7 separate regions of the Homo sapiens genome follow, and regions 1, 2, 3, 4, 5 and 7 are each linked to region 6. Evidence: chromatin loops called from intact Hi-C (ENCODE). Cell type or tissue: heart right ventricle. All regions are shown on one strand. Region 1 overlaps WDR59 (WD repeat domain 59). Region 2 has its middle 88 kb from the start of FA2H. Region 3 overlaps ZNRF1 (zinc and ring finger 1). Region 4 has its middle 39 kb from the start of FA2H. Region 5 has its middle 8.5 kb from the start of MLKL. Region 6 overlaps ZNRF1 (zinc and ring finger 1). Region 7 overlaps WDR59 (WD repeat domain 59).

Region 1 (4,000 bases), 210 kb before region 6:
TAAGGACTGAGTTTGTGCAGTGCTCAGTGGTAACTCTGTTTAAAACATCATGTCAGCTAGAAGTCTGTTTAAGCCAGACCTGCAATCTGTCAACACAGAAAGCTTTCTCTGCCAACTTTCTCTACATGGTTGGCACCAAGGGTTTCTGACAGCTTAATGATAACTACTTTAGGGACAATGAGTTATTTAAGAAACTAGGCACATAAGGACAAGCTCAGGTGATTTTTGTATCATCTGGTCCACTCAGATAGGTATTTCCATGTAGACTTAGTATAAAAAAAAAAACAAAAAACCTTTCAGACATTAACTTTAAGACTTCTCACAACCATCAAGTTCCAAATATATTGAGATCCCAAGACTCCAGAGGCATTCCTTAATTTGCTGAGAAACATCAGAATACCATGGAAGACTTGAAGCTAAGGTATTCTACCCTGAAATAATGGGAATCAACTCAGGGAGTGGAGATTACGAGTGGAGATTACAAGGACAAGGCTAAATGGGGAGTAAAGATTACGGACCATAAGAACGGCCCCCTGACCCATACACACACAATTTATAGCAGGTAAAACCAACTGAAAGGAACAAAGTAATGACTTTCTTGAACAAACTGATTACGAAAGTGAAAGGCTACAGGGTGATTACTAATCTAGCTGCTGCGCCAGGCAGGAGATGAGGAACAAGAATCCAGGAGAAGGGGTAAGAATCAAAGGCTACGGCTCTGGCACTTACCCGCTCCTTGTAGTAGAAGGAGCTGATGGAGACCTGCTCTTTCTCGCTGCGAGTGGGGCTCCCACTGTATAAACGAAGGTTCCCAGGGGCCTCTGTGCGGATCTTCATGGGCGCGATCAAGCCAGTGTGATAAGCAGACAAGGCTGAGAGAGATCTGTAGTTGAAAATGATAATTATCCACACTGGCTGCAGTCCTGTCATATTTCCAAGTGGTGCTATTCTTAGCACTTGATACCAAAAGGAGAAGACAAAATGAGAAGATGGAAACTCCAGAAAAAGAAGTCAATAAAACTTTTAACACTGAAAAATGCTTTATCTGCACAAGCATAGAATGCTTCTATGATTACAGACATAAAAAATTCAAAGGAATCTACAAACTACTAGAATAAGTGAATTTGAATACAAGGTCAACCTACAAATATCTACTATAGTTCTATCAATTAGAAACAAATATTTGGAAAATAAATATTTTAAAAGCTCATTTATAGTAGCATTAAAACACGTCAAATACCTAGGAATAAATTTAATTTTTGAAAATGTGCGTGAAAATACAAAATGCTGATGAGAGAAATTAAAGGAGACATACAACGATGGAGAAATATACCACGCAAGGATTGGAAGAGTCCATATTCTTAAGACATCAATTTTCTCTAAATTGATCTACAGAGTCAACACAATTCCAATCAAAATACAAGCAGGCTTTTTAGTAGGAACTAATAAGTTGATTTTATAATTTTATTGAAAGACCTAGAACAGCCAACCTGAACTAAACAAGAATAATATAATTGGAGGACTTGACCTATCAGATTTAAACACTTAACTATAGAAAAGTACATTATGAATGTAGTGTTGGCATAAAGGATAAATAGATCAAAGGAAAAAAGAGAGTCCAGAAAGACCACAAATATATGGTCTATTGATGTTCACCAAGGCATCAATACAAATTCAACAAAGAAAGGAAATCTTTTCATAAATGGTGCTAGAACAACTATTTTTCTCTACAAAATAAAACGAACTTTGACCCCTTAACTCACATTACATGCAAAAATTAATTTGAAATGGATCACAGACCTCAAATAAGGAATTTAAATCTATAAAGCTTTCATTTTTATTTATTTTTCTATAAAGCTTTTAAAAGAAAACACAAGGCCAGGTGCGGTGGCTCACGCCTATAATCCCAGCACTTTGGGAGGCCAAGGCGGGCAGATTACCTGAGGTCGGGAGTTCAAGACCAGCCTGACCAACGTGGAGAAACCCCATCACTACTAAAAATACAAAATTAGCCAGGCGTGGTGGCGCATGCCTATAATCCCAGCTACTCGGGAGGTTGAGGCAGGAGAATCACTTGAACCCGGGAGGCGGAGGTTGTGGTGAGCTGAGATTGCGCCATTGCACTCCAGCCTGGGCAACAAGAGCGAAACTCCGTCTCAAAAAATAAAAAATAAAATAAATAGGCCGGGCACGGTGGCTCACGCTCGTAATCCCAGCACTTTGGAAGGCTGAGGCAGGCAGATCACGAGGTCAGGAAATCGAGACCATCCTGGCTAACATGGTGAAACCCCGTCTCTATTAAAAAATACAAAAAATTAGCCAGGCGTGGTGGCGGGCGCCTGTAGTCCCAGCTACTCGGGAGGCTGAGGCAGAAGAATGGCATCAACCTGAGAGGTGGAGCTTGCAGTGAGCCAAGATTGCACCACTGCACTCCAGCCTGGGCAACAGAGCGAGATTCTGACTCAAAAAATAATAATAATAAATAAAAAATAAAAAAATAAAATAAAATAAATAAAATTAAAAAGTGATAAACTGGACATCATCAAAATTAGGACAATTTGTTCATTGAAAAACATTAAAGAGGGAGAAAGACAAGCCACAGATGAAGAGAAAATCAATACATACATCTAGCAAAGAATTTGCAACCAAAATAGATAACAACCAGAAACAAATAAGATACAGTTCCCCCAAAATGGGCAAAATACTTAACAAGCACATCACAAAAAAAGATACCCAAATGGTCAATATGCACACAGAAGCTGCTCGACATCATTCATCATCAACATGGAAATGCAAATTAAAACCACAGTGAGACGGCCGGGCGCGGTGGCTCACGCCTGTAATCCCAGCACTTTGGGAGGCCGAGGCAGGCAGATCACGAGGTCAGCAGATCGAGACCATCCTGGCTAACACGGTGAAACATGGTCTCTACTAAAAATACAAAAAATTAGCCGGGCGTGGTGGCGGGCGCCTATAGGCCCAGCTACTCGGGAGGCTGAGGCAGGAGAATGGCGTGAACCCGGGAGGCGGAGCTTGCAGTGAGCTGAGATCCAGTCAATACACTCCAGCCTGAGCGACAGAGCAAGACTCCGTCTCAAAAAAAAAAAAACCCACAGTGAGATACTAGGACACTCACAACAGAATGGCTAAAGTTGAAAGGACTAGCAATACCAAGTTTTGGAGTGGATACAGAGCAACCAGTGCTCTGAAACATTGCTAGTGACAGGGTAAATGGCACAACCACTGTGCACAAACTTTTGGACAGTTTCTCAAGTTAAAAATACATCTATCTGATGACTGAGGAATTCTGCTCCTCAGGTGCAGAAATTAATATACAAGTCTTTTTATGAACATATGTGTCCAGGTTTGCTCATAATGGCCGAAAACTGGAAAGGATGCAACTATCTATCCACAGGACAACGAATAAACAAACTGTGTTGCATTCATACAATGGACCTGCTGACACATGCAGCAATGTGGATCAATGTCAATAACATTAAGTTGAGCAAAGTAAGCCAGACATAAAACAGGTCATGCCGCACTATTCCACTTCAATGAAGTTCAAGAACAGGCAAAACTACCATGACAGAAGTCAAGAGAGTGGTGTCCTCTGGGTGCTGAAGGGCGGGGAAAAGGGACTGGGAACCTTTGTGGGTGAGGACAGTGTTCTATATCTTGATATGAGTGTTGGTCACCAAGCCATACACTTCATATTTGTGTATCGTAAACTATCTCAGTAAAGGACTGTCAGTGGGAAAACATTCTAATAGGAACATTTTCCCCTCCAATCCAAAGTCCAGATACAGTTATTCCTTCTTTCCCTTTGAGAATACAGGACTGTTTTCTACTCCAATAAGGAATCGGGTGTAATGTAGGTGTTCCCTAGTACTGAACCCCAGTTCCCATGGGGCCCAGGTCACATCTGCCCAGGTTACTGCAGAGATTGGCCACCTCTTGGCAAAACAGCAGTGTCTGCTCACACAGTTCTCTCATCCAGTTC
Region 2 (4,000 bases), 250 kb before region 6:
TGCAGTAATTCTTTTTTTTTTTTTTTTTTTTGAGACGGAGTCTTGCTCTGTCGCCCAGGTTGGAGTGCAATGGCGCCATCTTGGCTCACTGCAACTTCCGCCTCACAGGTTCAAGTGATTCTCCTGCCTTAGCCTCCAGAGTAGCTGGGATTACAGGCGCCTGCCACCAAGCCCAGCTAATTTTTGTATGTTTTAGTAGAGATGGAGTTTCTCCACGTTAGCCAGGCTGGTCTCGAACTCCTGACCTCAGGTGATCCACCCGCCTCGGCCTCCCAAAGTGCTGGGATTACAGGCGTGAGCCACCACACCCGGCCAGTAATTCTTCATTGTATATAGTTTTCAAATTTGTTACCACCTTGCCCATCCTTTGAACTCTGTCCCTCTAACAATGTCCTAGAATTGAACGCAATGATTCACCAGTGGGTTAATAAAGTAGAATAAATGGGGCTATTTTTCTCTCTCCATTCAGTGAACTATGAGATTTCATTGACCTTTTTGATCATAAATGCACATTGTTGCTTCATACCAAGCAGTTCGCTAAAACCTCTGGGTCTTTTTCATGGGAACGCCCTCATCCTGCACTTCTACAGTTACTTCCAACCAACTGGAGACTTTGCATCCATCCTTCATAAAACCTTTTTTTTTTTTTTGAGACAGAGTCTCGCTCTGTCGCCCAGGCTGGAGTGCAGTGGTGCAATCTTGGCTCACTGCAACCTCTGCCTCCTGGGTTCAGACGATTCTCCCGCCTGAGCCTCCCGAGTAGCTGAAATTACAGGCATGCATCACCATGCCCAGCAAATTTTTGTATTTTTAGTAGAGACTGGGTTTCACCATGTTGGCCAGGCTGGTCTCGAACTTCTGACCTCAGGTGATCTGCCCACCTCGGCCTCCCAAAGTGCTAGGATTACATGCATGAGCCACCGCACCCACCCCCTTTGTAAAACTTGTCTTTTCAGCCTGGATCTACGACCATCATTTGTTGAGATTTTTTTCATCTGGATTCGATGCAATTATCCAGCACATGAATTACCTATCTTATCTCAGCTCTCTGGCTTTGACCCATCTGAAATAGAAGGATAAACACAGTCTGTGAACTGTCCCCACCATGGTAGCTACACATTCTTGCCGTTAAAGCAACGTGATAGAGCAAAAGAAGTCAGGCTCACCTATAGGAGAGCTGGGTTCCAATCCTAGCTTTGTTGTTCTTCCTGCGAACTGCGGCAAAAGTCTCTGAGCTTTATTCTCACAGAACTGTCAAATGAGCTGTGTCTCTGATGGGGCTGGTTTGAAGGTCAACGGTGAAATACACAGAAAGACATGAACCTGGTTTCAGCTCATTGTTTTTATTTTTTTTATCTTTTATTCCTTACTTCAGTTCCACCTTTGAACTCCAATGCTGGACTCTATGTTGTTGGAGTCCCCCTACCACCTTACTGACCAAGCTCCTGGATTTGATGTGACCACATCCATCTTCCTTATTTATATGTGCACTGTAACTATGTTTCTCATTTTAAAATGTAATTTCAGGCCGGGCACAGTGGCTCACGCCTGTAATCCCAGCACTTTGGGAGGCCGAGGCGGGCAGATCACCTGAGGTCGGGAGTTCAAGACCAGCCTGACCAACATGGAGAAACCCAGTCTCTAGTAAAAATACAAAAAAATTAGCTGAGCATGGTGGTGTGTGCCTGTAATCCCAGCTACTCTGGAGGCTGAGGCAGGAGAATTGCTTGAACCCGGGAGGTGGAGGTTGCGGTGAGCCGAGATTGCGCCATTGCACTCCAGCCTGGGCAACAAGAGTGAAACTCTGGTCAAAAAAAAAAAAAACAAAAAGGTAATTTCATGTTAATGTCAGAGCTCTGATTTCAGCAATAATGTGTAAGACACATTCATGACCAACAAGGTGAGAGGCAGGATTTCAAACGGCTTTTCTGATGTTACGTCTGCTCAATCATTGCATCAACAAATCCAGAATGAATTATAAGTGAGCTGATCTTTCATTTCACAACTAGAGAAGTGAGTGTAGACTAGACTGAATTAACCCTTAACCTTATCTACATTTCAGATGGTGACGCGCTCACCTGCACTAGGTCTCTGCTGCCACCTAGTGTTAATAATTTCTCAGCTTTAAAGATGTCAATGTTCAGGAAGAGACCAATGTTCTAAAAATTACACCTTCAGCTCTAAAAATTACACTCCGAGCTCTTGCAGCCGTCTCTTACGGGATTTCCAACTCTTTCAAAGCTTTTTGTGGGAAAAACAAGAAAGAGCGTATCCTCTATTTATACTGCACAAGCAACCAGAAGCTTGGGCCAGTTAATGCTGAAAGAACTTTCAATCCGGAAGCACCCAAGGGGGAGAGAAAATGCTCTCCCGAATGGCAATTCAGGCCTATGACAGCAAAGAGCTGAGTTCAGTGAGAAAAGAGCTGCTATTTCTATTCCATTGTTTTTTTCATCCTTTATATTTTATCTTGGATTCACGTAGCAAAATAAAGTCAGTAGTTAGAGATTGTGTTGTAATTTATGTTGCTGTCAGAGAAAAAATATTTATGATAGAAGAGGAGCTTGGTCCTCATGTCTTTCTTTGTTTTTTTTTTGAGACAGAGTCCCGCTCTGTCACCCAGGCTGCAGTGCAGTGGCTCAATCTCGGCTCAGTGCAACTTCTGCCTCCCAGGTTCAAGTGATTCTCCTGCCTCAGCCTCCTGAGTACCTGGGATTTCAGGCACGCACCACCATGCTCGGCTAATTTTTTTGTATTTTTAGTAGAGATGGGGTTTTGCCATGTTAGCCAGGCAGTCTCAAACTCCTGACCTCAGGCGATCCACCCACCTCGGCCTCCCAAAGTGCTGGGATTACAGGCGTGAGCCACCGCGCCCGGCTGTGGCTGCGGTTTTCTTACGTTTTCCAGTTAGCCCACTGCGAAGACAGCTTATCCATGGGCCTTCCCATATGCTAATAGGCATTCTCCCTGATGGCATTCTCCCTGACGGCAGCAGTGGGATTTTCTGATATCTGGTTTGGGAAGACATAACCAGTCCCCTGAGATGAGTTGTGTATTTCCAAAGTGATGGCGAACACCATGGTTGTCCGCTATTCCTGAAAGTTCTATTGCTTTTCAACCACAAGTGTAACTGGAAAATAATTACCACTACCATAAGGGAAATATATAAAAAGAACTCAGAACACAAACTAGATGATACGGCTTGGCTCTGTGTCCCCACCCAAATCTCATCTTGAATTGTTAATCCCCATAATCCCCACGTGTGGAGAGTGGGACCTGGTGGGAGGTGAATGGATTGTGGAGGTAGTTTCCCCCACGCTGTTCTCGTGATAGTGAGTTCTCATGAGATCTCATGGTTTTGTGTTTGACAGTTCCTCCTACGCACACACTCTCTCACCTGCCACCACATAAGATGTCCCTGCTTCTCCTTCCACCATGATTGTAAGTTTCCTGAGGCCTCCCCAGCCATGCAGAACTGTGAGTCAATTGAACCTCTTTCCTTTATAAATTACCCAATCTCACGCGGTTCCTTGCAGCAGGGTGAAAACAGACTAATACGCTTTATGCTCATTATTTAACATCAGAAGTCCCTTCTAGTAGTGGCAAACCAGGCCTGAACTCAGTCCCACTGAGTCTACCAGCTAAATATCTGATTCTTTCCCCTTCTCTCCGTTGCTACTCCTTATCAAAAAGAGTTTCACTCACGACTGTTACTCCCTTTACTCAAAGGAAACACAAAAATTTTTACCATGACCCACACAACGAGCTCCTAGTTTCTTTGCTTGTCAGGCAAGGGAGCACACACCATGCATGGCTCTGCCAGAAGACACAGCAGCTGGGGTGTTGGTGTGTGTGTCAGAGGGTGAGTGTGCTAATTAAGGATCAATTCCTGCTCTCTAGGTGGGACGGAATGAGTCTATAAGCCCCTGTGCAATTCGTTAAAACAAGTCCCACTGGCCAGGTGTGTGGCTCACACCTGTAATGCCAGCCCTTTGGGAGG
Region 3 (4,000 bases), 66 kb before region 6:
GGCCTGCTGTACACCAATGCTTGATGTATTAGCGTTCTTCCAGGTTTGGCATGTTGGGTTTAACAGCTAGTGGGAACGCAGGCCAAGGCCAGCTCCGGGACGGTAAAGATGACCCTTGAGTGCTTCCCTTGGTGTTATACTTGGTGTCATCCCACCTCCTTGTCTCACTGGTAGTTGGCACTCCAAAAATACTTGAATAGAAGTGGGAGACTGTCTACAATAAAGAACAAGTTGAGACTGATGCATTTATCATCTCTCCTCTTTTTGAGCCTCCTTTGTTTTAAAGCCGTATTTATACCAATGAGTTTCTAAGCAGCCTGGCCAAGTCTGGTTCCCTCAGCCCTGAGCTGTGGCCAGCTTCATGGTTGATTGCATTTATCAGATTTTTTTCACCTGTTCTTGCCTAAGCCTGTAACACATTATCACTGAAACCAGACATGGTTTTATCTTTTCAGAAGCTTGTGAGAGGAAACTGGTGCTTCCCTTCCTCAGTTTTACTTTAAGGAACATTTTTTCTCTTTCTTGTAAAATTTGGCTGTTCTTCTTTTACATTTTAGACATGTGTTTGTTTTGAACAGGCTGCCTTCCAAAACTGTACAGTTCTTATCTTCCTTCTACCTCACCAGGCCTTTTTGTGCTGGATTCACTCAAACCCAGCTAATACTTACAGAACATTTAACTATAATATATGCAAGGAATCATTTTCAGTCCTGATAGATACACAGAAATGGATAAGACATGGTTCTTGCCCTCATAGAGCTCACAATCTGATAAACTCTGATAAAAGAGACAGTATATGGCATATATACACAGGTATATATAGCATGTAAGAGACATGGGGGATCCTGGGTTGGGTGGAGTACTGGTTTTCCACGAAACCTGTTGCATATCAGGAGCCAGCCATTCTTGCTTTGTACTTTTTTTTTTTTTTTTGAGACAGAGTTTTGTTCTTGTTGCCCAGGCTGGAGGGTAATGATGCGATCTCTGCTCACTGCAACCTCCACTTCCCTGGTTCAAGCCATTCTCCTGCCTTGGCCTCCTAGGTAGCTGGGATTACAGGCATGCACCACCATACCCGGCTAATTTTGTATTTGTAGTACTGGCTAATTTTGTGTTTGTAGTAGAGACGTGGTTTCACCATGTTGGCCAGGCTGGTCTTGAACTGCTGACCTCAGGTGATCCACCCGCCTCAGCCTCCCAAAGTGCTGGGAATACAGGTGTGAGCCACCATGCCCAGCTGCTTTGTACTTTTAAAATGTGATCTTGACTTTCAGAATTTAAACTTTGGAATTTCTTAGAGTGGTTTAGATGTCACCTTCCCTAGGTGTAGGACAGATAGAGCTCTGACTTTCTTTAAAATTTATTTTATTTTTTGAGACGGAGTCTCTCTCTGTTGCCCAGGCTAGAATTGCACAGCTTACTGCAACCTCTGCCTCCTGGGTTCAAGTGATCCTCCCACTTCAGCCTCCCAAATAGCTAGGACTATAGGCATACAGGCATGCGCCACCATGCCCAGCTAATTTTTGTATTTTTAGTAGAGACTGGCTTTTGCCATGTTGGCCAGGCTGGTCTCAAACTCCTGATCTCAAGTGATCTGCCTGCCTCGGCCTCCAAAAGTGCTGGGATTATAGGCATGATGAGCCACTGCACCCAGCCATTTTTTTTTTTTTAAATAGAGATGGGGGTCTTGCTATATTGCCCAGGCTGGTCTTGAACTCCTGGCCTCAAGCGATCCTCCTGCCTCATAAAGTGCTGGGATTACAGATGTGAGCCACCATACCCAGCCCAAGCTCTTGACTTTCAGGCTTCCTCATCCTGTTGACTTCTCTGCCACTAATTTCACAAGGCAGTATGGCCATATTTTTAATTAAGTTATTTGATGGACATACCCCTTTCCCTTGGAAAAGGGACTGCGTTTATAACAAATGAACCATGAATGGAATTCTTAAAAGTGAAGTAACATAATATGTTAAGCAGCTTATCTGTTATTTAATATAATTCCCTAAGGAGAGCTTAGTATGGTGCTCTGTCACCCATGGGCCTATTCAAAGTGGAATTCCTTTCTCTAATGTTGCATAATACTTCCACCAGAAGAAGGAGGTGGTAGAGTGTTTGAAATAATTATTGTGTTAGCTGCTGCCCCTGTCCTTTTTCTGTAATGTGGGAAACAAACTTCGTCTTAGGATCTTCTGGCAGGTGTCCTGGTTGGATCGTGGGTGGTGCTTGTCCGGCTGCCTCAAGGATCCAGCCTAGGGACATGTTCTTTGAGCACTTGATGTGAGAGTTTTATTTGTTTGTTTGTTTTTAATTTAACCCACACCCATGCAAACTATGTTCCCCATGCCAGGACCAGAATAACCCTGGCCAGGGCTCAAGAAAAACCTAGTAACAGACCTAAAATTAAATACATGAACTCTGCCTGCCCTTTTGCATTTGCATTATGGTTTTTTGTTAGGTGCTCTTGACCATTTTTTTTCTATTAGGAAAAGGCTGGGAAGGAGAAGCTTGAGTCATTACCTTAGGCATAGAGAGGGGATGGATGAGCTGTGAAGATTACTACTAATAAGTAGAGGTGGGACCAGTGCAAATTGTGCTGGGTGCAATATTTTTTTTTAACTTAGCAATAAAGATGCTATGACAGTGTCAATCGCTGGCTTTATCTGAGCCATCCATAGTAATAGACTTGTTTGTTTGTTTGTTTGTTTGTTTTTTAAGAGACAGGGTCTTGCTGTGTTGCCCAGGCTGGCCTCCTGCCATGGCCATAGCATGGTCTTGACTTTGAGTGTGAACCTGCATCTGGTGCCAGTAAACCTAACTTGCTCAGCTGAATCTTCTTCTTCGTCTTTTTTTTTTTTTTTTTTTCCAGAGACAGGGCTAATTCACCCAGGCTGGAGTGCAGTGGCATGATCATGGCTCACTGCAGTCTCGAATTCCTGGGCTCAAGTGATCCTCCCACCTCAGCCTCCCAAATAGCTGGCACTACAGGCCACTGTGTCCCGCTGTCATTTAGAATTTAATGTTTGCTTTTTTTTTTATTTTTATTTTTGAGATGGAGTTTCACTCTCGTTGCCCAAGCTAGAGTACAATGGCACGATCTCAGCTCATTGCAATCTCCACCTCCTGGGTTCAAGCAATTCTCCTGCCTCAGCCTCCCAAGTAGCTGGGATTACAGGCACGCACCACCATGCCTGGCTAATTTTTTTTATTTTTAGTAGAAACGGGGTTTCACCATGTTAACCAGGCTGGTCTCGAACTCCTGACCTCAGGTGATCTGCCTGCCTCGGCCTCCCAAAGTGCTGGTATTATTACATGTGTGAGCCACCGCGCCCAGCCAAATGTTTGCATTTATATAGGCCTCAATGAGTTGGGTGTTTCATTTTGTGTTTTGTTTTGTTTGAGACAGAGTTTTGCTCTGTCACCCAGGCTGAAGTGCAGTGGCACGATCTCAGCTCACTGTAACCTCTGCCTCCTGGGTTCAAGTGATTCTCGTACCTCAGCCTCCCAAGTAGCTGGGATTACAGGCATGTGCCACCACGCCCAGCTAAGTTTTGTATTTTTAGTGGAGACGGGGTTTCACCATGTTGCCCAGGTTGATCCCGAACTCCTGACCTCAGGTGATCTGCTGCCTTGGCCTCCCAAAATGCTGAGATTACAGGCGTGAGCCACCACACCCAGCTGTTTTCTTCTATTATTATTTTTTATTTATTTTTTTATTTTTTTGAGACTGAGTCTCGCTCTGTCGCCCAGGCTGGAGCACAGTGGCGCGATCTCTGCTCACTGCAAGCTCCGCCTCCTGGATTCACACCATTCTCCTGCCTCAGCCTCCCAAGTAGCTGGGACTACAGGCATCTGCCACCATGCCCGGCTAATTTTTTTGTATTTTTAATAGAGACGGGGTTTCACCGTGTTAGCCAGGATGGTCTTGATCTCCTGACCTCATGATCAGCCCACCTCGGCCTCCCAAAGTGCTGGGATTACAGGTGTGAGCCACCACGCCCGG
Region 4 (4,000 bases), 300 kb before region 6:
AACTAATGTTTATCTTACATATACTGATTGATGTCTCATGTCTCCCTAAAATGTATAAAACCAAGCTGTGCCCTGATCACCTTGGGCACATGTCAGGATCTCTTGAGGCTGTGTCATGGGAACATGTCCTCAACCTTGGCAAAATAAACTTCCCAAATTAACTGAGACCTATCTCAGATATTTGGGATTCATAGTGTACAATATGTTTTGACATGTGTGTAGACTGTGGATTGACCCATCTCATATTACAAAATGTCCTTCTTTATCTCTAGTAACATCCTAGGGACACAGCATTATGCTGTTAGAAGCCATACTAGTATTTCATTTAGGTGCTCTGCATTATTTAGTGCAGAGGTTTGTACAAAGTTCTTATGTGTGAAGTGTTCTGTAGTTCTTAACACACACACACACATGCTTGCATTCTCACTTATTATCTTAGCTTGCCCTCTAAGCTACCAGATCTGTATTCAAATTCTTTCTGTCCTTTGGAAATCCTATGGGTAAGTCTTAAACAGAGCAACATATAACCCTGAGGGCCAAATCCTGGCACAGACCTCAAGACAAGTGCCTGCTGAGGAAATATGTCGTCCACACAATGAACTTGTGGGCAGGATGCCCAGTACCCAGACAAGATCACGGCCTTGCTCCTTCTATCTGCTACCACACCCAGCTCTGTAGCTTCCCTGAGCCCAACTACAAAAATAACCTGCCACTTATGCAGGGGGTACACCAAGTGGCTTCCCCACTGAAGCTGAGGAAGGAGAATCTCCAGATCCACTTGGAGGAAAGGAGAAGTCCTCCAAAATGCCCATTGAAAGTAGAGCCTATGAATAACCTGTCCCTCCCAGCATCCAGAACACCTACCCCAGGGCCTGGCCTGCATTGCCAGCCTCCCAAGGTGCGGTTATTGAATACTGAGAAGCTGCCAAGGACTCAGCCTCATCTCCCTCAGTGTTCTCCAAATGGTGGGATGATCTTCGTGTAATAACATTGAATGCCAAAGTTTAAAAAAGCCATCCCCTTTTCAGTTTTTTCCCCCAAGTCATTCCAATCATGTCAAACAGAAAGCCTTTGTTTGATGCTACTAAGTCTTTACGCCTAGCTGGAACTGATTAGCAGTAACAGAATTGTTTTGTCTTTGTTGTATTTGTCTTTATAGTTACCTTATATTTGTGGCAAAGTATACTGGGTTTTCCATTTGCGATAGGGATGTAAACTTTCCATTTTATATGAATTAATTTCAGGTAAAAAGTGAGTTCCTTAAAGAAAGTTATTGCATATTTAAATAATAATGGGGTGGCAAAATTCACGAGGGTTGTGTTGACTGTGCTCAGAAATCAAAGCTGGGCGTGGTGGCTCAGGCCTGCAATCCCAGCACTTTGAGAGGCTGAGGTGGGAGGATCGCTTGAGGCCGGGAGTTTGAGAGCAGCCTGGGTAACACAGCGGGACTCCATCACTACATTTATAATAAAAGAAAAAAAAAAGGAACGCCCCTAAATATGACATGGGTGAATAGTTCCCACCAAGTGATCCTGGCCATGTATGCCTGAACCCGAAGAGAGTTGCAAAGGAGGACATTTAAATTTGGGGCTCTGCCAATGTTCCTCCGTTTAGGGGGGCCTGGGAGCAGGTGTCGGAGTGAGGGCACAGGAACAGCAGCCCGCTGTCTGCGACACCTGGGCTGGCTGTGACACCTGGGCTGGGCCTGGGCCTGGGCCTCGCCAAGGCTGCGGAGCGCAGCGCCGCGCTTCACCACTAGGTGGTGGACGTACGCTCCCAGTATGAGCGGCGCTGACCCCGGGAGCAGCATGGCCCTTTGCAGCCCGAGCTGCTGGAACAGGCTGGGACACGCCTGCCCTCTCGCGGCCCCCTGCCCGAGGGGCCCTGCACACCCGGAGCCGGGCTTGGCGAAGTCAGTCTCAGACCCCCTCAAAACCAAATCTCAGAGCTGCTTGAGCCACAGGGAAATGAAATAACCCCTAATGGAGACTCTTAACCTTACTTTGTACACAGACTGGTTACCCTGTGGCGCTCCTCTCAGAATAACCTTTTTAAATGCGTGAACTAGATGGGAATAAATAACAAGATCTAGGAATTTGGAAAAAATGAGCACAAGTGACTTTTCCAGGTCACTGTAATGACTGTAATATGACATGAACATACCTTCCATTTCTATTGGCACTGCTAATACCACTATGGTTTATTTGCTGCCTGCATTCATAATTGAAGAAAATCCCAAGTATCACTTAAAGGTGAGTGAGAATAAGTATTTAATTATTTTCCTTTGCAAGTTCAGGGACCCCATAAATTCTATGCCCACGGTTAAGAAACCTTTAGTGTCTGGCAGTTTCCAGATGGGGCGAAAAAAAAAAGAAAAAAAAAAAAAAACACCTTAGTGAAAATCGAGGCAAGATGGAAGACATTTAAACAGCACAACAGACTTCCCTGTCCATTTCCTGTTTTGCCCCAGCTTTAGTGCTCAGGGTCTCCTCAGTATCCACTCTCTGCCTTGACCGTCAGGAGCTATGAGCAGCACGGGGCATGCATGATCGTAGGGTAAGTGGGGAGTGGGAGGGGGCTAAGATATCATCCAGGCTCAATTGTTCAGTTTCCAGACACTGAGACAGAGAAAGGAGTCGGCACCTAGCATCTCCTACTCATTCAGGTCAGAGCTAAAGATCCACGCTCCATACCCATTTCCCCATTTCAGCCTGGGGGACAATTGGGAGGGGACTGGTAAGCCTCCCCAAGAAAGTGACACAAACTAAGACTTGGAGGAGGCATGTGGATCTCAGGGGAAGAGCATTTTCCTCTTCCCCTGAGAAGAGGAGGCGTGGTGGGAGCCATTCACTCAGGTCATATATAGAGGCCTTGCTTTTTTTCTTTTATACAGAGATGGAGTCCCACTAAGTTGCCCAGCCTGGTCTCAAACTCAGCCTCAAGCGATCCTCCCACATTAGCCTCTGAAAGTTCTGGGATTGCGGGTGTGAGCCACCATGCCCAGCTGGACATTGCTTTTGATTTCTGAGCACAGTCAACACCACCCTCATGAATTTTGCCACCCCATTATTTTTATTTATCATCATTTTTTTTTTTTTGAGACCGAATTTCACTGTGTCGCCCAGGCTGGAGTGCAGTGGCGCGATCTCAGCTCACTGCAACCTCTGCCTCCCAGGTTCAAGCGATTCTCATGCCTCAGCCTCCCGTGTAGCTGGGATTACAGGCGTGCACCACCACGCCCGGCTAATTTGTGTATTTTTAGTAGAGGTGGGGTTTCACCATCTTGGCCAGGCTAGTCTTGAACTCCTGACCCCAGGTGATCCATCCGCCTCAGCCTCCCAAAGTGCTGGGATTACAGGCATGAGCCACCGCGCCCGGCCCCATTATTATTTAAATATACAATAACTTTAAGAAGAGGCAACAGCTGGTGCAGCAGCCCTGGTGGATAGGCCTGGCATGCTTCCAGAAGGAAGCCGTGTAGCTGAGGCGGAGTGAAGCATAAATGAGGTCGGAGAGGTAGCTGGAGACCCGATCTAGAAAATCATCCTCTTAGAAGGACTTCAGCTTTTATGCCGTGTGAAACGTGGACCTGGCATAGAGTTGCTGGTGTTTGAATGTGTCTCCCAAAAGTCCATGTGTTAGAAACTGTGCCCTCATGAATGGGTTAATGGATTAATGAGGATTCTGCTCTCATGAATGCATTCATGTTGTCACCATCAGGGGAGTGAGTACTCATGGGAATGCCTTTGTTATCAAAGTGAGCTCTCTCTTGCACATGCTTCGTTTTGCCCTCTTGCCATGTGGTGCCCTCTGCCATGTTAGGATGAAGGTAAAAGGCCCTCACCAGATGCTGGCACCACGTCCTTGGAATTCCCAGCCTGCAGAATTGTGAGCTAAATAAACTTCTTTTGTTTATAGATTACCCAGTCTGTGGTATTCTGTTACAGCAACAGAAAATGGACTAAAAGAGGGTTTTGAGCAGAGGAGGAACGAAATCTGA
Region 5 (4,000 bases), 400 kb before region 6:
CCTCCTGGCTCCCATTTCATAATTTTTAAAAACATGTTTTTCCATAATAAAATTTTTGGATGTATTAATAGACCCAATAAATGTAATCTTTTACAAAATGTAAGCATCAAAGAACACACTTGTATTTATATTCAGTAATTTTGTTCATTAAAAAATAATATTTTTCATATGGTTCATAAAAAATAATGTGTTCTTGTATTTCATTAAAAAATACTATTTTTTAATGAAACAAATTGACCCAGACATTTAACGAATATCTATTATTTTGTTTAACCTAACATAACTTCAAAATTTCAAATTACATGAAAAGTTCATTTATAGACATTTATCCTATTACATTTACCTAAGTTATTTATGTTTTTTTTTTCAAGACCTCACTCTGTCATCCAGGTTGAAGCGCATTGCCGCAACCTCGGCTTACTGCAACCTCCGCCTTCCTGGTTCAAGCGATTCTCCCGCCTCAGCCTCCCGAGTAGCTGGGACTACAGGCATGCACCACCATGCCTGGCTACTTTTTATATTTTTAGTAGAGATGGGGTTTCACCATATTGGCCAGGCTGGTCTCGAACTCCTGACCTCGCGATCTGCCCGCCTTGGCCTCCCCAAGTGCTGGGATTACAGGCGTAAGCCACCGTGCCTGGCTAGTCTTTGGAATTTTACCTGCGGGATTTTTTTGAGGCCTGAATTGAAGATACATTTCTCCATAAAACAATTTTAATTGCTTCCTCTGAGAGCCTTGTGGCTCCACCAACCGGGCTATTTTACATCACAATTTTGGCTTGAGGTGTTTCAGATCACCCGGTTTGCACGAATTCAGGCTTCAGACCTCAGTGAGGACTCTCCTTGTGGCTCTGCATCCTCAGCCTTTACCCACTCCACGCAGGAGATTTCACTTGCAGTGCCCTGGGGAGGTGGGTTTCCTCTTGGTTCACTCTTACATTGAGGATATGACCCTTTGGGGTCTGTAGCAAACACATCTGTTCCTCCTCATCATGCCCCCTCTGTCTGCCTCTGGTCTTAGCCTCAATTGCGGTGGAAGGTTCTGTGTGAACTCTGTCTCAGCTTTCATTTCAGCCACAGTTCCAGTGGCTAGCTCCTGCCTAACAAGCTCATACTCAACTTGTACTGATAGAATCCCACTACAAATGCATACCTCTATGTTCCTGCTTTTGTCCAAGGACTTTTGCCAAAGCCAGCATCTGCTTGGCTTGCATGGCTGGGAAGTCCCTAAGTGAGGGTGAATCGATGTCACTGAAGACAGTCCTCACCCATAGGAGTGGAAGCTGGTGATAAATGCTCCAGCCTCCTGTCCTATTGGACAATTCCGATACATTTTCTCTGTGCTTCTCAAGATGCCCTTACAGAATCTGTAGGAGAACCTCACATACTCAACCTTACACTGCTCCTCCAACTTCTCCCTTTCTAGACCTCCCTGGTTCTCGCTCTTTATTTCTGCAATCACCTCCCAAATAGACTGCCTGCATCCATGTGCTTGTTTTAGGTTTTGATTTTTGTTTGTTTGTTTGTTTTTTTGAGACAGAATTTTGTTCTTGCTGCCCAGGCTGGAGTGCAGTGGTGCGATCTCAGCTCACCACAACCTCCGCCTCCTGGGTTCAAGAGATTCTCCTGCCTCAGCCTCCCAAGTAGCTGGGATTACAGGCATCGGCCACCACGCCCGGCTAATTTTGTATTTTTAGTAGAGACGGGGTTTCTCCATGTTGGTCAGGCTGGTCTCAAACTCCCAACCTCAGGAGATCTGCCTGTCTCGGCCTCCCAAAGTGCTAGGATTACAGGCAAGAGCCACCACGCCTGTAATCCCATTTTTAGGGAACCTAAAAGAAGATATAACCCCACTGCTTTTGCCAGAACAAAAATTTTTTTCTTCTTTTAAATTTCTTCCTCTCCGCTATAGGTGTCTGAGATGGGACAGACACTTATGAGATGAGAGTCCTGGAATTTTCCAAATTTTACATTCATCTTGTGGCATTCTTTATAGATAACATTTATTCATTGGAGCCTGGTGTGGTCTTTGGGCAAAACACCTAACTGTAAAGAAAACTCCAGTTGAAATTTTGCAACCATTATGGCTTTTTTGAAAGTTAGAACTATTCATATACATATTTCCAACTTCCTCTCAAAAATGGCAGATGAGTCAAGAATGTAAGTCAACAGAACGGGTAAATTGGGAAAGGCTAGAATTTTGAAATCACAGATACCTGCTTCCAAAACAGTCCCCGCGAGGGCAGTAATAATGGAGTAGGGCTGCATGCTGCCACCAGAGGGCAGCAGAGGCCGGGAACAGGTGGAGAGGCAAGGCCCAGTTATTCTTACCGTCTGAGATCTGATGCAGACAAGACAAGCATTTATTGGGCTCTGTTACAAGTTGGTCATTGTGCTGGGCACAATAAAAAATCACACAAAGTTCAAAGGCAGAGATCAGAGGTCAGAGCCAACGGGGGAGTGGAACAGAGCAGAATTAAGAGGGCTGTTCTTCAGATCAACTAAGGAACTCCCAAAGACAGCATGTCTGGAAATACAAACACAATACCAGAAATAAATATGATGGCTATTTTTTGGTCTGTTCTTGACCATGGAAGCTGGGTCATCCCTGGAGAATCAGGCGAGGCAAATTTGTAGGGCCACTGAGGGTCAGTCAATCTGCAGATTTACTTTATGCTGATCAGAATTTAAATGGCCCTCTTGGCTGGGTGTTGTGGCTCATGCCTGTAATCCCAGCACTATGGGAGGCTGAGCTGGGGGGATTGCTTGAGGCCAGGAGTTCGAGATCAGTCTGAGTAACATAGAGAGACCCTGTCTCTACTTAGAAAAATTAAAAAATTAGCTGGGCACGATGGCACATGCCTGCGGTCCCAGCTGTTTGGGAGGCTGATGTAGGAGGATCTCTTGAGTCTGGGAGGTCAAGACTGCAGTAAGCTATGATCGCGCCACTGCACCCTAGCGTGGGCAACAGAGTGAGAACCTCTCTCTATAAATAAATCAATAGCTACCTCCCTGAGCAAACATAAAACTTTTTTGGTTTAGTGTCTCTCCCACTGCAGGAATAAACACAATCCCACGTCACAGGTCTAGGCTTTTCCCATCAGGCCAGATGTGTTGGCATTTTGATAATATCCTGTGCTTGCTCTAACATCTAATCTTTGACTCTTACACTTGATGGCAAAATCCTCCAGCTCCCCTAGATGCTCACTGAGGTGGGGGCTGCTCCGTGAGCACTAACTGCTTGGGGATTGCAGGCCTCGTGGCCTTCCTGTATTTTGCCCTGCTGTGAAAACGCAGGCAATATGGCCGGGTGCGGTGGCTCACTCCTGTAATCCCAGCACTTTGGGAGGCTGAGGTAGGAGGACTGCCTGAGCACAGGAGTTTGAGACCAGCCTGTGCAACATGGTGAAACTCCATCTCTACTAAAAATACAAAAATTATCAGGTGTGGTGGCGCGCACCTGTAGTCCCAGTTACTTGGGAGGCTGAGGTGGGAGAATGGCGTGAACCCGGGAGGCGGAGGTTGCAGTGAGCCGAGATCGCGCCACTGCACTCCAGCCTGGGCGACAGAGCGAGACTCCGTCTAAAAAAAAAAAAAGAAAGAAAATGCAGGCAATTACTTCTGCACTCTCAAGTCCCTGTGAGGTGGGACTTGCTCTCTCTCCAAAAGGCCTTGTGGATACTCCCAACCCCACTGGACAGTTACAGCGGTGCAATGGGGAGCTCTGGGAGAATCTGTCAGATTTTCACCAATTGGACTTTTCATTAATAGGTGGGCTTGGTTTCGTGTTGTCACTTTTTTTCTAAATCTTCTCATTACCATGCTAGAAACTCACTTTATTTTTTGGCCTTTCTTATTAGTTTTGTTTTACTTCCTTTTTTTTTTTTTTTTTTTTTTTTTTTTTTTGAGACAGGGTCTCACTCTGTTGCCCAGGCTGGAATGCAGTGGTGTGATCACGGCTCACTGCAGCCGCAACCTCCTGGGCTCAAGTGATCCTCCC
Region 6 (4,000 bases):
GCTCTAGAGGGAGACGACTCCACCGCCTCTCTGCTCTGACCCTTCTCAGGCCCGCCTGATGTGCTGGACCATCCCCCTGCTGCCACGGCCCCTGGCTCCGCAGTCACCCTCCATCAGATGCTTCCAGAAGCACCTACTCTGTGCAAGGGCATTCACAACAGGCCAGTGGGCAAACGTGAGCCAGGGCCAGCGGAGAAACACTAAAGAAGACTCGGTGGTTCAGAGCCTGGGTCTCAGCGCGGGACCCGTCTGGGGTGAAGACCTTGGGGCTGTTGTGAGTCGGTGGCAGGAACGTGGGCTCTAGACTGTGCATTCAGGCTCTCCTACTTGGCAGAATGATCTTGGGGAAACGACTTCATCTGAACTTCAGATATTTCACATGTGAAGCGGGGACAAAACCATGCAGCTCAGAGGTCCCTGTGGGGGCTGGGGGAGCTGCCCTGCAGGTCTTGGCACATGCACAGCAGGCTCCCCATAGCTTTGTCACCACAAAGGGCACTGTTCTATTCACAGCACCTCCTGCTTCTGCCTGGCAACTGTGTCTCCCTGTGCTATATTTAATTCCACCAGCAAAGCTGGCGAGGCAGGGCCCAGCCCTGAAGGAGATCTCCTTGCCTGACCCCTGGACCTGGAAATGGAGGCTTCATGTGCCCGCCTTGGCGGCTTAAGCCTGCTGCTTTGGCAGTGCCATGGGTGAGCCGAGCAGCTGTGAGGTGGGTGGGGCAGGGCTGTAGCCCACGCCGGGTGCTATTCCAGGCTCTAGGGGCTGGTGCTCATCCCCACCCCCAGCGACTTCCGTCCTACCTGGCATGCTGCAGCCCTCTGCCGGCTGTGGTGTCCTCTGAATTTGGACCCAGGTTGCCTGCTCTTGTTGTGGGGGTGGGATTGGGGCTGTCTGTGTTTCCCAGGTGGAGCTCATGTTTGTGATCCTCTATCTGGACAGCTCTCCAGAATCCTGTGTTGCCCCTGTTCTGCCTTTCTGGGATGGGAGAGAAGGTGAGGGAGCCGGCGAGCAGGTTCTACCCTCTCTGCTAAGGGCCTAGCACACTTTGATGAGGTTCCTGGACGTGAGACCCTCACAAAGACCAACCATTCCTCTAATAGCCATTTAACGGTACTGCAGTTCATGGGAAAATGTCCTCATTCTTAGGAGATAGATGCTGGATTATATAGGTGAATGCCTTCAAGAAATGTGTAATTTAATTCCAAATAGTTCCCCCCAAAATACACAAAGCAAATAAGGCCAAAATGTTCATTGTTGAATCTGCAGTGGCTGGTATTTCAGTGAACAGTGTACTTGTTCTTTCAACTTTTCTGTATGTTTGGAATTTTTCTTAATAAAAGATTGTGGGAAATGGTCATTTGCTGAGCGCCTCCTAGTTGCCAGGCACTGGAGGGCGCATCAAAGAAGAGTCCTACCCAGGAGGGAGAGCGCAGCTGCTGCAGGATTCTCGCCTGGAAGAGTGGGTGGCTGGCTGGCTGGCTGGAAGGGGAGGGGCGAGAGGGCTGTCTCGGTGATGAGCACACGCGTGCTGGGGTGGTTTGGGGAGAGGGCTGAGATTTGTCACCAGTGAGCCCTTGGCACGGTCTCTGCTCCCCACCAGGGCAGCACGGGACAGAAACGTCACGGAGGAGTAGCCTCCAGGCTCAGGTTGGTGTAACTGCTGTCGGCTGGAGCCCAGTATTAGCACGGAGGAGGGGTTCCAAGAACTGAAGTTGGACTGGGGCGTCTCAGCGCAGCTGCCTCTGCCTAAGGCCTAGCAGCCTGCCTGAGCACTGACAGCTGATGGGAGGAGGAGAGGGGCGGAGGCCAGGGAGGGCGTGGGGTGTGACATGCCTCTTTCCAAAAGGGACCGAAGGCTAGAGGGGCAAGGAAGATGAGACAGCACTGCAGGTTCCTGGGACCTGCAGGGGATGGAGGACTAGCTTGGCTTCCAGGCTGCCAGGACTTACCTGACCCTAGGAGGAGGTTTGCCCAGGGCTGAGTGCCGCAGGCCCTGGGCAGAGGAGTCGTGAGCTGCAGATGCCGCGTGGTATCTGAGCTTCATGATTTCGGGCGCCCTCCTGTGGGCTTAGGGGGGAACAACTGCCAAGGTCTCAAGACGGGCTCCGGCCCAAGACAGGGGCAGGCCCTCGGGTGGACAGACCTTGAGGGCAAAACAGCTGGTGGTACGATACATCACCCCATGAAGAGGTGGGTGCAAAAATAGTCTCATCTCTGTTTCTAGAGACGTGGCAGCTGCTGAGGAACACATTCAGTGTGTTCAGAGGCCCGGTTCAGGCCCAGTTGGGGAGCCCATCCTGAGTGACATGTGCCGTGGGCAGGTCCTCAGCTCTGAGGCGGAGTAGCTGGGACAGGGACCTGGGTTCCTTTCCGAACCCTGAGCACCAACCTCCTCCCCAGGCTATAAGAAGTCAGAGGACAGCCCCAAAACAAAGGGGTCACTGACCAAAGGACAGAGACCCTGGAGGGGGAGGGGAGGAAGTGCTGCCTGCTGACTTCCAGGTAGCTGTAGGTGGGTTTCAGGTTTATTACAGATTTATTGGGGGAGGCCCCAAGGAGAAGACCTATCATCATGTCACGGGAGCTCACGTTCCATACCAGGAAAGGAGTGTTCCTGTCACCAGGTGAAGGGGGAAGGGTCCTGGGACCCCGGCAGTGGGAGGCCTCGGGGAGGGGTGTCATCAGAGTCTTGAATGGACCCAGACGCTCTCTTCCCGCCAGGACAGGATGCGTAGGAGCAGAGAGGAAGCAGCTTTGCTGGGAACCACCCTGGGTCGTTTACTGAACCAAAGGCTCCTGGGGCCAGCCAGAGGGCCAGGGAGGTAACACGGTGCTCAGGCTTCTCTCTGGGCCCTCTGGCCTTGGGCCCAGATACAGTGGGCTCGCTGGCAGGAAGACTGCCTCAGCATCTATTTCCTTGCAGGGGCCGTGGCATGAAGAAAAGTTCCAGAACCGGCTCCGTAGTCAGGGAACTTGTGGGCTAAGTGCTCAGACCCCCTTCACAGCACTTTGCCTGGATTCATGAGGCCTTGGGGGTCTAGCACGGCCTTGAGCTGCCGCATGGTCTCCACGCCCACGGCGCCCACCTCCTCCTGCAGCAGCTGCCGCTTGCCCATTCCGATGCCATGCTCCCCCGTGCACGTTCCGTGGAGAGCCAGTGCCCGCCTGGGGGCAGGAAGGAGACATCCTCAGGGGGCTCCCTTTCCTCTGCCCTCAGCTCTTCCCCTCCCTGGCTTTGCTCCTACCTGCCCAGCTGTTCTGCAAAAGCCTTGACCCTGCCCAGTTCCTCGGCGTCATCAGGGTTGACCAGCAGGATGCAGTGGAAGTTGCCGTCACCCACATGCCCGACAATGCTTCCTGGGGGCCCAGAGGACAGAACTATTCTCCAGCCCAGTCCTCCTCTTGCCTCCTGCTGCCCCAGGCTCTGATCAGCCCTGACACCTCCCCACCTCTCCCCAGCAGCAGGGTGGGCAGAACCTGTGAGTCCTGAGGCATTCAGATCCTCCTTGGTCTGCACCACGATCTCCGGCAGCCGGGAGATGGGCACACACACATCCGTGGAGTAGCCCTGGTCAGAGGGAAGCCTATGAGTTACCCCTGCCTGATTGGGTGTACGGGGTCACCGTGGTCAAGGCTGAGGATGGGTCGGAGGGCACTGGGCTTCAGCTCTTGGCCTCACACAAGGAAATAATCCTGCTCTTCTCTAGGCCTCAGCCCTCACCTCCCCCCGACACAACACAGGAGACCAATGGCCCAGGTGTGCTTGCCACACCTCCCCTGTGGCTCCCACCCCCAAGCCCCAGGCTGCTGAGCCTTTGCATAGCTGCCTGGAGCCCAGACTTCCCTTCCCCAGGTTAGGCTAACATCCCCCTCTCTATCATCTCTTCCTCCAGGAAGCCTTCCTTCCATGTACAGCTCCCAAGAGCACCGCACCGTTCCCATGACCTGGCTCACAGGAAGGGCTTTTGAGGGCTTAGCAGACAACTGTGCTTTCCC
Region 7 (4,000 bases), 210 kb before region 6:
CGGGAGGCAGAAGTTGCAGTGAGCTGAGGTCGCGCCCCTGCACTCCAGCCTGGGCAACAGAGCAAGACCCTGCCTAAAAAAAAAAAAAAAATTCACAATTTCCTGACCTTTAAAACAAACCTAATAAAAGCATATTATTAATTAAGATTCATATGCCCAAAGCAGTTCATTTGCAAAACAGACTAGCCCATTTGAAATTGACAAATGACACAAGTCCAAGTATACAAATGTTTGACTGAGGACTTACAGTATCAGCTCCTGCTCCTGGATTGCTCATTCTGTGCTAGTATAAGCCTCACTTACGACAGCTCTGTGATGAGGGATACTACTTCCACTTTACAGATGAGGACATGAGGCTTACTCTAGGTCACAGCCATCAGCGCTGAGATTTGAACACAGGCCTGTCAGGCTGCTAAGCTCATTCTTGTTAACTTGATTTTCAGTATATAATTTTATATTAAAAACTAATAAATAAATTCTAAGCTCCCTGTTAATATGGAAATTGCTTGGTCCATTTTTTAATGGATCCATTTCTGCATGAAGGAGATTGGCACTGGATTCCAGCGATGCCTGTCCAGCTCCACCCTTCTACGATGACTCACTTCTTTAGTCACTTTCTGTCAGCATCGTGACTCTGTTCTGCTCAGCCCAAGTGTCTACTGAAGATCTGCAGTTCCTGCAGCTACATGGCTTCATAGCGGGGCAGGCCAGATTCAGACCAAGATGCTGCATTTCAGGCCGGGCACCTCACAGTGTTTAGGCTTTGGGGTTTGTTAGGATTAGGCACATTCAGACAGAAGAAAACTAAGAGTCTAAAGAGATGTCTTAGGGACTCTTCCCCCATTTGCAGCTTTGGGTTACAAAGATCGGTAGAAACAAACCTACGTGACCCATCCATACTTGATGCAAATATAGACAGTGGTCTTTGCAACTTTTTGCAATGATTCTTCAATGAATTATGAAAATCACAGTCTGTGTTTCCTGGGACTTCTTGAGACACCAGGCTTCTAGGTCCTTCTGTTTGATCCGTATTGGATGGATAAGAGGTGCTTTATGAAACCTCACTCAGCTGCCTTTAAGCCTGCCATAAGGGAGGTTCCCCAACAAAGGATCACCCTAATTAGAGTTGCTACCGGAACCAAACTGTAAAAGCAATTACGGGACAGTGCTGTAAATTTTTTTAATCCAGCAAGAAATAACTGCAAAACATTGTCAAAAATCTCTAAGGGGCTGCAAAATACTGTCACTGTCGGTTTTTTATAATGTGTTGGTTAGTGGTTTTTAAACATAAATATCTCCCCTTCAGGCTTCAGGGGTCACTTGGTAATCCTGCCTGCTGGCCAATTACTCTGGGGATTCTAATTTAACGAGGCTGTCTAGCTGGAGAGGTGAAATCTCAAATCAGGTCAGATACTAGTTGGGGTCTTAGGCCTTTGCTGCTAGCTAATGAGTAGATGGACATCTTTTCAGGGTATTTTCCCCAGTGCTCTGGCAATAAGAACCACTCATGTTCCATCCACTTCTCTCCTAAGAAATTTTCCCCTTAATATCTTGCTGGCAATGTTTGGAGTCTCTCTTGTCTCTGCAACTGCCAGGTAATAACATATGGATTTCTTTTATGATCCTCTGGTTCCAGAGCATACTGACACATGAGGCTAAGGTGTGGTTGATCTTTCTGCACTGGGGAAGGGCGCCATGGTCTAAAAGCCCCTGATCCTCCTGCATTGCTCCAGTCCCACTCTGACGGGCTTAAATATGGATACCTCTCTATGCAGTAAAGTTAGTACCTCTGGGAGGAAAAGGATTTGATCCTTTCAATGCTCCATCAATAGAAAATGTCCTGTCCCCACAGATTTCATGAGAAGAAATTGAGGGAAAAGAGACAAAGCAAGACAGACAAATTATTACATGATGAGCACCAGGCTGCCCCTCTGAACAAACCAAGAAGGTGTTCATGGAGTTATGGCAAAGAGGACAAGGAAGAACGGAGTGGGGTGGGGGTTGGGGGGCAGGAGGGAGGCATTGGTGCAAATAGCACTGAATGACAACCAATAGCCAGCTTGCGACTGTACCACCAGTGTTACTGCTACGATCAGAGGCAACATTGATGCCAATAAATGGGTTGAATGTAAAAGCAGCCCAAGAATAAGCCACCAACTGCTTCGCAGAAACCCCATTAGCAATGCATAATCCGCAGAGCGGGCAGGGAGTCTAAATGAGTCCCTATTTAAATAGCAGTGGGAGCAGGGACTTTTGGACAATCAGTGGAAATTCAGCAGTCGGGTTGGCTGGGACAGGCTTTTGGAAGGTGGCCCCGTTGGTGGCTCCACCTACAAGTTGTTGGCAGCAGTGGTACTTGCTAATCGGGGCTTCTGATTCCAACTGGTTTTCTATGACAAGGCTATAGGATGATTCCCCTGAATATTCTTTATACCAAATGAAATTTATACAAAGCCTCACGGCTGCCTTGCACAGCGTGAGGTCACCTTGGCACTACTGAAACATGAAGGGATGGGAGAGGAAGACAGAAGAGGGGAAATGGCCAATAGGAGTAAGAAAGAAAGAAAAGGAAAAGAGGATGTCCACAGCGGAGGTTTTACTGTCTACACAAAATATTGATGGTAAGGAAAAAAATTTGTTTCAGAAACTTCCCAAAGGATAAAAGCTAGCTTCCGTGTTATGCCAATGAAGCAGGTGGGCACCTCCCTCTGTGAACTAGACCAGGACTGTAAAAGCAGAGACAAAATAGTGGAAGCCTCTTATATCTTCCTCTGCTCCCCCCATGCCAAAGGTAGGCTTTTGAAAGCTCCAAAAAATTACACAAATGCTCCAAGTGAAATTGGGTAAGCTAACGGCTTACAATCAGGGTTCTTTCCAAGAAACCCAGCATTAACTTTCCTTTGCCAAAAGAGTCCATTCAGGATCCCTGACAATATTAGCCATTTGAAACTCTGTGATTGGACAAGGAGGCAGCCCTTGGTGTCTGAACTCCCCCAAGCAAAAAATTGACTGTTGCTGGTCCTGAAAACAGCTCGCCTGTCATTTCAGGTTCCTCAAAGCCAGGCAGGTGGCATTTTATTCTTGGGCCTCGGGTAGAGACAGGATTAGTTAAGGAGAGCATTTGCACAGCGCACAGTACCGGGAAGTCGTTAATTGCTTGTATGGACCAACGCCGCCGGGCAGAGCGAGGAGACATCTGTGCATGAAAACGTTACACCCAGGAGGAGGGAAGAAAAACACCAAGAAAATTAAAAGGGAAAAATATAGAATAAAATGAAAGCTTCCCACACATCCGATGGATTCCAATGTACCATAATACACTGTACAGTTGGGATGGGAACGACTAAAAAATCTGAACCTAAGCACAGCGGAATTCGGCTTCCCTCACCTCCCTCCCACCCCATCACACTCCAAACACAGCTTCAATTTCATTGTTCTTTTAGTCACATTTCAAGGTATATGGAGGCTGACATCAACACAGTTCTGACAAAGGAACTACAAATAGGTTTGAGGAACACTAACACACACTGAGATCATTGTGCAAGTGGAGAAATAGGCAGAAGCCTGTTTTCCCCTGTAGGAGGTAAGAAGGAGAACATATATTGAGAGCACATACTCATTCCTAAAAAGAAGACATTCTTGAATAGGCTCAATACCAAATTTTTTCTGGTAAGTGTTTGGGGGGTGATGAGGGAATTGGGTGTCTTGACATTGGGCCTGCAGGACTATCTTCAGAGTGACACCATGGGGAAATGGGAACCCTGGAGAAACGGGGGGAAGGAAGGGGCTAATGCTGAGGAGAGACCTTCTTGAAAGCACCTTTGCTAACAATATGAGTATCTGTTTACGGAGATCAGAAATTATTCTATTAACTTAAAGATCTCTCTAGTTATTTACATGAGAGCTATTTTAGTAACATAAACTAAAGCAAGAGTGGGAGGTTGCAACAATGTTTAAATGTATGCAAGGCAATACCTAAAGCTTATCCTAAGTTCTGGGC

What was found. Hi-C counts contacts between places; a loop is a spot of excess contacts. Peaks named below come from ENCODE experiments on the same cell type or tissue, not always from the same donor. Only the 100,000 strongest peaks of a DNase experiment are listed, where the experiment ranks them.
Region 1: it touches region 6 in a loop (2.4-fold over the local background); 7 of 110 quality-filtered maps call a loop at or near these places.
Region 2: it touches region 6 in a loop (3-fold over the local background); 21 of 110 quality-filtered maps call a loop at or near these places.
Region 3: it touches region 6 in a loop (2.5-fold over the local background); 23 of 110 quality-filtered maps call a loop at or near these places.
Region 4: it touches region 6 in a loop (2.5-fold over the local background); 27 of 110 quality-filtered maps call a loop at or near these places.
Region 5: a loop joins it to region 6, with 4 times the contacts of the local background. A loop is called at or near these places in 28 of 110 quality-filtered maps.
Region 7: a loop joins it to region 6, with 2.5 times the contacts of the local background. A loop is called at or near these places in 9 of 110 quality-filtered maps.

The regions. Positions count from the first base shown.
Region 1 is chr16:74,903,218-74,907,217 of GRCh38, forward strand. It overlaps WDR59 (WD repeat domain 59), which reads right to left. Exons shown (of 26, transcript NM_030581.4): 18 at 730-883. Among named protein-coding and RNA genes, the nearest start is that of WDR59, 80 kb to the right of the region's middle. In heart right ventricle, no CTCF peak of the experiment used is centred here; no DNase peak of the experiment used is centred here; H3K4me3 peaks cover 654 bases; H3K27ac peaks cover 1,094 bases.
Region 2 is chr16:74,860,841-74,864,840 of GRCh38, forward strand. No RefSeq gene overlaps it. Among named protein-coding and RNA genes, the nearest start is that of FA2H, 88 kb to the left of the region's middle. RefSeq lists an enhancer at 2,138-2,277. In heart right ventricle, CTCF peaks have their summits at 2,098 (motif pointing left) and 2,297; no DNase peak of the experiment used is centred here.
Region 3 is chr16:75,042,874-75,046,873 of GRCh38, forward strand. The region is part of intron 1 of ZNRF1 (zinc and ring finger 1); the gene reads left to right. Among named protein-coding and RNA genes, the nearest start is that of ZNRF1, 46 kb to the left of the region's middle. In heart right ventricle, no CTCF peak of the experiment used is centred here; DNase peaks (open chromatin) are centred at 328 and 2,298; H3K4me3 peaks cover 271 bases; H3K27ac peaks cover 4,000 bases.
Region 4 is chr16:74,811,512-74,815,511 of GRCh38, forward strand. No RefSeq gene overlaps it. Among named protein-coding and RNA genes, the nearest start is that of FA2H, 39 kb to the left of the region's middle. In heart right ventricle, CTCF peaks have their summits at 1,788 (motif pointing right) and 1,989; a DNase peak (open chromatin) is centred at 1,750.
Region 5 is chr16:74,707,326-74,711,325 of GRCh38, forward strand. No RefSeq gene overlaps it. Among named protein-coding and RNA genes, the nearest start is that of MLKL, 8.5 kb to the left of the region's middle. In heart right ventricle, CTCF peaks have their summits at 2,276 (motif pointing right) and 2,485; a DNase peak (open chromatin) is centred at 2,286.
Region 6 is chr16:75,109,353-75,113,352 of GRCh38, forward strand. It overlaps ZNRF1 (zinc and ring finger 1), which reads left to right. Exons shown (of 5, transcript NM_032268.5): 5 at 1-1,642. LDHD (lactate dehydrogenase D) reads right to left here. Exons shown (of 11, transcript NM_194436.3): 9 at 3,482-3,572; 10 at 3,250-3,361; 11 at 2,512-3,169. The coding sequence ends at 3,004. Among named protein-coding and RNA genes, the nearest start is that of LDHD, 5.4 kb to the right of the region's middle. RefSeq lists an enhancer at 1,935-1,984. In heart right ventricle, CTCF peaks have their summits at 2,064 (motif pointing left) and 2,268; DNase peaks (open chromatin) are centred at 669, 1,479, 2,059 and 2,762; H3K4me3 peaks cover 2,905 bases; H3K27ac peaks cover 4,000 bases.
Region 7 is chr16:74,896,559-74,900,558 of GRCh38, forward strand. All of the region lies in intron 18 of WDR59 (WD repeat domain 59), which reads right to left. Among named protein-coding and RNA genes, the nearest start is that of WDR59, 87 kb to the right of the region's middle. In heart right ventricle, no CTCF peak of the experiment used is centred here; a DNase peak (open chromatin) is centred at 2,287.